2 separate regions of the Homo sapiens genome follow, and region 2 is linked to region 1. A link is an interaction called in ENCODE POLR2A ChIA-PET data of the cell type or tissue named here. Cell type or tissue: PC-9. All regions are shown on one strand. Each heading gives the region's core, and the rest is flanking DNA. Links, peaks and the distances in the headings are about the cores only. Region 1 has its middle 170 kb from the start of SVIL. Region 2 overlaps SVIL (supervillin).

Region 1 (4,393 bases), core at 174-4,173:
CTTGCCACTGCCATGCAAGAAGTGCCTTTTGCCTCCCACCATGATTCTGAGGCCTCCCCAGCCAAGTGGAACTGTAAGTCCAATTAAACCTCTTTTTCTTCCCAGTCTCAGTTATGTCTTTATCAGCAGGGTGAAAACAGATTAATACAGATGGCTACACATAACAAACAATCCTAAATATCAGTGATTTACATAAGCCCAGGTTTTTCTTCTTTTCCACTTAATGAAAATCTGGAGCTAGGCAAGTAGGGGCTGATATGGGGTGGGGGGGGGGGTCCAGTATTGGCAAGGAAGCAGGCACTTGTCTTTTAGCTTTATCATCCTCAGCATGTGTCTGCCACCCTTAAGGTTACCCATGGTCCAGTAAGTAGGGACTATGGAGCTTTTATCATTAATTCCACATCCCAGGTAGTAGGAAGACTGTGGCAAGGATCAAAGCTGCAGCTGCAGGTCCCTTTGAAGAGCCTTCTTTTTTTTTCTTTTTTTTTTTTGAAGACAGGGTTTTCCTCTGTTGCCCAGGCTGGAGTGCAGTGTTGTGAACACAGCTCACTGCAGCCTTGACCTCATGGGCTCAAGTGATCCTGCTGCCTCAGCCCCCTAAGTAGCCAAGACTACAGGTGCACACCACCACACCTGGCTAATTCTTGTATTTTTTGTAGAGATGAGGTTTTGCTATGTTGCCCAGGCTGGTCTCGAACTCCTGAGCTCAAGAGATTTGCCTGCCTTGGCCTCTCAAAGTGCAGGGCTTACAGGTGTGAGTGAGGAGCCTTCTTTACATGCTGTCTGACATGTCATTGTTCAGAACTTAATTACACGGTTGCAAGGGAATGTGGTAAGTGTAGCCTTTTCATAGGGTGCCTTGCAGCCCTTAATAACATCTGTCATTAGATTTCTAAATAATGGGTACAGTCTTGGCTATAAGAGTCATCAGTGCAAACAGTGTTTACAGCCATGGCATTGGACGATGACGTGATCGGCAGAGGAAGGGAAACCAATCACAGAGGTGCTCATCCACAGCTGTAACGTGCCTCTGGCTCACAGAAACATGGAGCACCAGAGCTTGGCTTGGCTTGTATTGGTCATTCTTTGTCTTATTCCTGGGCCATGCATTTTTATAGCACGTGTTTGTCCTTTTCCTTTTGACCTACTTTACCCTTATACAACCTAGTTGAGTTTTATGCACTCTTTCAAGAAGCCCTTCTAGAACACGACTGTGTATAAATAAATAACAAACAAAGCTTTGATCAGTCTTCCTCTGTCAGAATGGGGAAAGAAGGCGAAAGAAGTAGAAAAAGAGGAAGTAGAGGAAGGGAAAGGGGCAGGAAATGAGTGGAAAGCAAACTGAGTGATTGAGGAGATTTTTGTTGGGGGTCGGGGAGATGCCTCAGAGCTTGTGTATTTACATGAGTCATCTGGACACGCTGAAACCCAGTTTCAACTTGAAGGGTTCCTCTCCAACCAACTGCTTCCTGGGGTCTGTCTGGAGAGTTACCAGAAGGTAATCTTCAACTAGAAGTGATTATTAGGTGGGCATAGGCAGCTGTTGTTGGCAAAGGAAATGCATTTCTTTTTGCTTACCTGTGACCAGTGGTTTGAGTCTCATGGAAGAAGCTCTCAATGATAGAAACTGAAGTCAGTGCCACATATGTAATTATATAAAGAACTTTGTGATTGCAGCTCAGGAAATGGTCTGGGTTTCAGACGTCCTCTGTCCTCACTGATGATGGCTGAAACTGAGGGTTTCAAAGTCTCTGGTTGGTGCCAGAGGGTACAGTTGGGTACAGAAAAGTGAGGAAATACTCTGGAGTCAAATAAAAATGCAAGAAGCAGAGAGCTTTTGAGGATATACAATGTGACGCTTAATGTTTGTCTTCCTTAAATGTCCTCAGTGCCACCATGACTAAGTTCTGGAAACAGAGAATCCTGTTTTGATTCTGTGACTCAGAGGGCATAATATGTTGGCTCTTTGCCCTGGGGCCCAGGGTATCCAGTGAAGCAAAAACAACTAGGCTACAGCTGCACTTCCCTGTGCTGCATGCTGCAGGGGCTGGAACCAGAAAGGCCACAGGGAATCTGAGAAAATTCACTTCTCTTAAGCTTCTCACTATTTCTCCAAAGCAAAGACAGGAGGGCTGCTGCCAGGACTGTGAGAGTTTGTACAGTATTGTGGTGCAATTGCAAAAGGCGTGCTTTCTCCTGGCAGGTGCAGCCCCCACACAGGGCTCAGCATGTGGTTAGTGGAGAACAGGCTGGATTTAGGTCCCCATCCTCCCTCTCAGCAGAGCATCCCTGCAGAGAGAAAAACCCACACACCCACCCACCTGTGGTAGCGCTGGCTGCTACCTACTTCACACATCCTGCCTGATAAGGTTTGGCTGCGTCCTCACCCAAATCTCACCTTGAATTGTAACTTCCATAATTCCCAAGTGTTGTGGGAGGGACCCAGTGGGAGATAATTGAATATGGGGGCAGTTTCCCCCATACTGTTCTTGTGGTAGTGAGTAAGTCTCTTGAGATCTGATTTTTATAAGAGGTTTCCCCTTTTGCTTGGGTCTCATTTTCTCCCTTGTCTGCCACCATGTAAGATGTGCCTTTCACCTTCTGCCATGATTGTGAGGCCTCCCCAGCCATGTGGGACTGTGAGTCAATTAAACCTCTTTTTCTTTATAAATTACCCACTCTCAGATATGTCTTTATCAACAGCGTGAAAACGGACTAATACACTGCCTGTCACCACTGGGGCTGTCCCAATGCTTCATGCCCTTGGAGTGGTGGCCTCTGAAGCAGAGTTTAGTGTGTAGCATGTGTCTGAGGCGTGTGCTTGAGATCAACTCCCGTGGCAGGGAGACAGAAGGCAGGAGAGTGCGAGGGAGAAGTCAAACTGTGATGAAATCTGATGATGGCCTTGGGCAGCCCTGTGGGGAGCCCTGGAGCTAGAATGTTCTCCAGTGTTGGACCAAGCTGGTCAGGCCTGTATCCCTCTGTGGTTTAGGGTAAAGCCGCTCTTCAGCTAAGATGAGTCCTGAGTTGGGGCAGCTGACAGCTGACACCCAGCCACCAGCATGCCCAGTGGTGGGGGCAACAAGTCTGTCCATGAAGGGAGATATAGAAGGCATGTCACAGTGTCTGCCACACCACCCCAAGGCTGCCCTTTAATAACCTAGTTTTCTGCTTCAAGGCTTCCCTTGATATTAAATTTCATCAGAGTTCTACAGCATGCCAAGATTTGAGGGGCAGGATAAAAAAATCACCCTACTGTCAATGCCATAGGCATTGCCTAACCATGATAATCAGAGAAAGCCGCTTTTACCCTAGTGTCTCTCAATTTTGACCCCAAATTAAGCATAATGCCAAAAGAAACATTTTGGGACTCTCTGAAAGGTCTAGGAAGGGAAGAAGCTTGCTGGGTGCATTCTGCAGGGACATCAGTTTACTGTCCACACTTTTTGTGGTCCATATCTTCTCCGAGGCCCTCATGCTGAGAAAATCTCACAGGAATCCCATATTCAGCCTCAGGGGAGGAAGGTCCGTGCGAAACACAAGAAGGAAGATGATTGGGGGCCGTGGAAGAGAGAGGCAATGTCACCTTATCCCAGGAGACCTCCAGCAGGTCCCTGGAAACAGGGGCAGGGGACAGGGGTGAGGCAGGGTGGGGAGCCCTAGATCCCAGGCCAGACCACTCGGTCAACCCCTGGCCTTGCTGCCCATGAGGTCTGCAGCTGTGGGAAAGTTCCTTAATTGTTCCATGCCTCAGTTTCCCCATCTGAGAAATTAGGATTGATAGTACCAACCTCAGAGGGCTCCTGCCAGGATGAACTCACACGAATCCCTTGAAGAGGGCCTGACCCGCACTGCACTCAGGAGCTGTGGCTACAAGAATGGGAGCAAGAAGGAAGGATCCCCTGAGTCTGGGGGTTGAGACAAGGCCAGTTCCTTCCCCACGGAGCCAACTTCATTGGAAGAGAGCTGCTCATGGGTTCAGCCTCAAACAGAAACATTCTGGGAAGCTCTCAGATGGTTCTATGTAATTGTTTAGCCAATTAGAAGTGATTCAGAAGGCAAATTTTGCTCTAATAAACAGAGCAATTTGTGAAGGGTTTTTGGTTCTGGAGAAAAAACTCTAAAACATCAATATTGTTACTAATGCTACAGAGAAACAATGACCCATACTCTGAATCAACACACTAATTTGTAAACCTCACAGACTCAGCCTTGAAATTCCTGTTTTATTGAATTGCCCTCTGAAACAAAGGTTATTTTTAAGCAACGTTTAGTAAACCAATTTAAGTGGGAATAGAACTCCTGAAATGTCAGAGGTGGGTCACTCCTGCAGTACAAAGATAGCCTAGCTTAATAGTTAACGCTGTTCACCAGAATCCAACTACCTGGGTTC
Region 2 (4,393 bases), core at 225-4,224, 270 kb before region 1:
AAAGGGAAACAGGTACTTGCCATCGACAGTTGGCGTTTCTGAATGTGAAGTGCACCTAGGAAAGACATTAGCAAATAACAATAATACATTAGCAGGTGGGAGCAGAAGATCGAAATAAAACATCATACTGAAAGTAAAAATAAAAATGCAATTAAATTCTTTTAAGAAATAACCTCCTGGTAGCAATTCTAGTTGTGAAAACACACATACAGTTGTGAAGCAACACTGTGGAGCGTGTGTGCACACAATCCCAGCCAAGTACACACCCCGTGGAGAGAGACCAGGCACAAGAACAACTTGTTAAACACCACTGATGACAATTTTCCAGACAAATCTTACCATTTCTATGCAATAGTATATGACACTTCAGTATAAAACTCAAATACAACAAGTAGATGGACATTTATAAAATGAATATAAAATTCCTCAGTTATTTTCACTGTAAAATCTGGTGAATATGCAATCTGGAGTCTAATTTAACAAGGGGTAAAAAACATTAAAACCATTAAATAAAGAAAAATAATGTTTCTTACTTCTTATCATCTGAATGCAATGTAAAATTGTGTATGTATCATAATACCGCTGTAAAGGCTAATATTCTTTAAAAAGACTTTTAAATAAGCCAAATAAATAACGCTTATAGGTTAGATGGAACAATTATGGAATCGCCAACATCCTATATAAATAGCGTCAAGACCGTCAGTGTGGTAAAACTCCTGTGTCATTGCCACGTTCCTGGATGAGGAAACTGCGCATACGCATGCCTACCTATCCGATTCCTTTCGTTCTGCTGAAGTTATAGGTTGGGTTCTAAATCTCTCGGAAGTTTTTCTACTTTCACCAGGAGAAAAATAGCGTCTTGGTTTCCGGGACCCTCTCTCCCGTTCCACACCGGTGGGCAAGCCAGGTCCTTCAGCCGACCTCTCCACCCGTGATTTGCTTTGAGAATCAAAGGGCAGAGAGTATAAGGAAGGCAAACGAAGACAGAGAAAGAGAAGATGGCAAAGGATTATGCATCTCCGTGAGTCAAGGGACAGACACCACCAAACCCCTCTTCATGCCTCTACCATGCACGTAAGGAAGGAGACATTCCAGACACCCAATCCACTAGTTCCCCATTAGTAGGCAGAAGCAGAGTGGTAGTTTTTGAGCCATTTTCCGCATAGTCGCCCTGCACGCACTTGTGAGCTAAGCTAATATGATTCAATGCAGAACACAACACAGGTCGAGGAGTGAATCATTCTGCCAGGGACGTGCAAGTGACACAGCTGGAGGGCGTGTGAAGCATCACCTACAGTTCAGGTCTCCTGCAGGCGTTGGCAGATGCCAGGAACGCACTTCGGAGCTGGGCGACAGAGACTTTTGTGTCCAGCATGCTGATCTCCCCATAAGGCCCTTCGGTCTTGGAGCTGGGCAGCTCCAGCTCTCTCCTGGAAGCTGGGTCCTTATACTTCAAGGCCTGGAGCTGAGGGGGGCCTGTGAAATCTGACAGAGAGCGGGTACGGACCTTGCGCTTTTTCGAGGCTTCCCTGTTGTGACCAGTTGGTTTGGCGTCTTGGGACACAGGCTCACTTTGAATGTAGAGAACCATCTCGCTCCTGCCTGTCCTCTCAGTGGGCTGGTGCGGAGCTTGAGGGGGTTGTGCCACGTTTTCCAGTTCCTTCTGATGCTCTAAGGTGACTGTGCTCACAGCAGGCTTACCAAAGTCCTCATTTCTAGAGGGATCTTCTGGGCTTCTCACTAGCCCATCACCCTCCAAAGCCAGTAGGGTTTTCTTGCTTTGCTCGAGAGCTTCAGTGAAGCACACATCTTCTTCTTTTTCTTCTCCTTCTCCTTCCCCTTCTTCTTCTTCTGCTTTTGACTCGCAGACATGGAGAACTGGGCTATCCCTTCCGTCACCTTCTAGAACCGTCAAGCTGGGAGGTTTGGGGACATTCTGGGTGGCTGATGCTACCCAGCTACACTCAGATGCATTTTCTGGGGTTTCTGGCGTCACTAGCTTGGCGGTGTGACCGGTATCTGCGGGTTGGACATAGCCACGGATTGGCTGTCGTGTAGAGCCTGCTGCCTTGCTGGGGACCCTATCAAAGGCTGAGTGCTCAGACTGAAATGACACGTAATGGACTGGCGCTGGCTGGTGTCTCCTCTGAGTTACGGACTCTGAGGCGAGTTCAGGGCTGTTTCGAGCACTTTCCTCTTTCACCAATTTTTCTCTAACTTTAACTCTTTAAGAAAGAAAAAGGATTTAAGTTGCAAAGTGCAGTAACGGCCTCACAGGAGGAAAGCATGCGTAGATCACAGATTACCAGTGAATGGAAACTGACCTGAGAGAGAATAACTTGTGAAAAAGCATTTTGGTGTCTAATGTCAACTACTTGTCAGATGATCCTGAGTTGAGTTTCCAATTTGCATATGTATGCCCAGGAGGTGCAAAACTAACTCTACCCCTGTAAAAGCTGGCAGGGGTCAGATGCTATCCTGGGGGAGAATGGGTCCCTTCTGACTAAATAAATACCCAGAAGCCACAGAAAAATGCGTTAATATCCACCACCAGCATGCATTAGGGCATAATGAGCCTGGTCCCTTGAATCAGTAAGCTTTCCTCATGTACACGCCCAGAACACGGACTGTGGGGGAAGGTTCCTGGCATACAGACACCTATTGACCAAACGCTGTAATTTCATTGTCGTCTGAAAATGTAAGAGCACTCACGATTATTTATGCTTTTTATTTAGTTCAAGATACAACAATCACCTCTCTTTTAAAGCACTCAACTAGACATTCACAAGCTTTTTCATGCAATGCAGAGTATATTCATTCATTCAGAAGGCATGTGGCCAGTCTGGGCATCATTATGAATAATTCTAGCACCAAAAGAATGTTAGAGAAAAGATAGTTGCTGACAGAACTAATGAAGTGAACATTTCCCACCACCATCCCCCTGTCCTGCTGTTATGCTCTTAGTTAAAAATGAATCCCAAAAGAGAGGCCGGGCCCTGGGGCTCATGCCTGTGATCACAACCTTTTGGGAGGCCTGGGCAGGAGGATCATTTGAGGCCAGGAGTTTGAGACCAGTTTGGGCAACATAGTGAGATCTTGTCTCTACAAAAGTAAAAAACAATATCTAGGTGCAGTGGCGTGTGCCTGTAGTCCCAGCTACTTAGGAGGCTGAGGCAGGAGGCCCACTTGAATCCAGGAGTTTGAGGCTGCAGTGAGCTATGATTGTACAGCTACACTCCAGCATAGGCAACAGAGAGAGGCTCTGTCCCTAAAAAACAAAAATAAAATAAAAATAAAGAGAGATTGCTCCAGTTGTTTCTAAAGTTATTCAAATATCTGAGAGCAAAACTGACATCCTTTTCAAAAGCTACAGACCTTTTTCCATTACTGCAAAACAAAGAAACCAAGAGCTCTGGCTGTGGGGTTGGAAGAGACCTCTGCTCAGATCCTGGCTCAGTCAGGTTGAGCTGTGTAGTGTTGGGCAACTCACCTGCCCTTAGTAAGCCTCAGTTGCTTTACCTTTTAAATGGAAATAATAGTGACATAATGTAATGTGATATTTGCAAAGCACGTGGCTTAGTGCTTAGCAAAGAGTAAATGTTTAATAGTGTTATCTAGTTCTTATTTTTGGTTTTTGAAGTACCATGTAGTGGGAAAGGAGACACAATTCCAACTACTTGAGAATGGAAAACTGATTAGGGCTCAGCTTTAAAAAGCAAAGAGGGCTTTTGGAGTGGGAAAAGGGATTTCTTGCGGGGAGAGGAATTTAGACTGTTTACTTAAGCTTAATTGGCAAAAGTAATTATTTATGATGTGCACTGTATGGAAAAGAATAGTTTATTTAATGACAAGTGCACCCTGCTAAATTTGATAAAAACTCCTATATATTTTTTTTAACGTACGAGGCAGTGTATCTATATATGTGTCATTAAAGGACAATCCACACAGACGCACATAGAGGTGGTAACTATGAACAACTCAGGGAAAGAAAACATTCTTAGTTGTTATTTTTCCCAGAGATGAGCCAGTGTTGGAGGTTTTCATACTTAAAACGTTTGTTAATCAAAAGGAGACTGAAGCGCGGTTCCAGTTCTCCTGTGGAATGCGTGCTCCTGATCAGAGACAATCTGAATGTTGTCCTCAGCCAAGAACAAAGTGACTGTCAGAAACTCTGTGTGTGGAGCTTTGTCCTTCCATGACTTACTCATTCTGACTCCTTCCGCCTCTCCCTGCCCCCAGTCTTAAAAATGAAATGATAGGGGGTTTTGTTTGCTTTTAAAACCACATGCCCTAAATTTAACTGTTGAAAATTAACTACTGGTTTAGAGATGAGGAGATATGAAAGCAAGGAGGCTGGAAGGGCTGGGAGCAGTGGGAAGCTGAGCAGATGGGA

Evidence for each region. ChIA-PET counts read pairs that join two places held together with the same protein. Peaks named below come from ENCODE experiments on the same cell type or tissue, not always from the same donor. Only the 100,000 strongest peaks of a DNase experiment are listed, where the experiment ranks them.
Region 2: POLR2A ChIA-PET joins it to region 1 with 5 read pairs; 2 of 35 experiments call an interaction of 5 or more read pairs at or near these places.

The regions. Positions count from the first base shown.
Region 1 is chr10:29,802,403-29,806,795 of GRCh38, forward strand. No RefSeq gene overlaps it. Among named protein-coding and RNA genes, the nearest start is that of SVIL, 170 kb to the left of the region's middle. In PC-9, for the core only: no CTCF peak of the experiment used is centred there; DNase peaks (open chromatin) are centred at 1,429 and 1,999; H3K4me3 peaks cover 938 bases; H3K27ac peaks cover 4,000 bases.
Region 2 is chr10:29,531,234-29,535,626 of GRCh38, forward strand. It overlaps SVIL (supervillin), which reads right to left. Exons shown (of 38, transcript NM_021738.3): 8 at 1,296-2,225; 9 at 769-939; 10 at 21-55. Among named protein-coding and RNA genes, the nearest start is that of MIR604, 12 kb to the right of the region's middle. In PC-9, for the core only: no CTCF peak of the experiment used is centred there; no DNase peak of the experiment used is centred there; H3K27ac peaks cover 82 bases.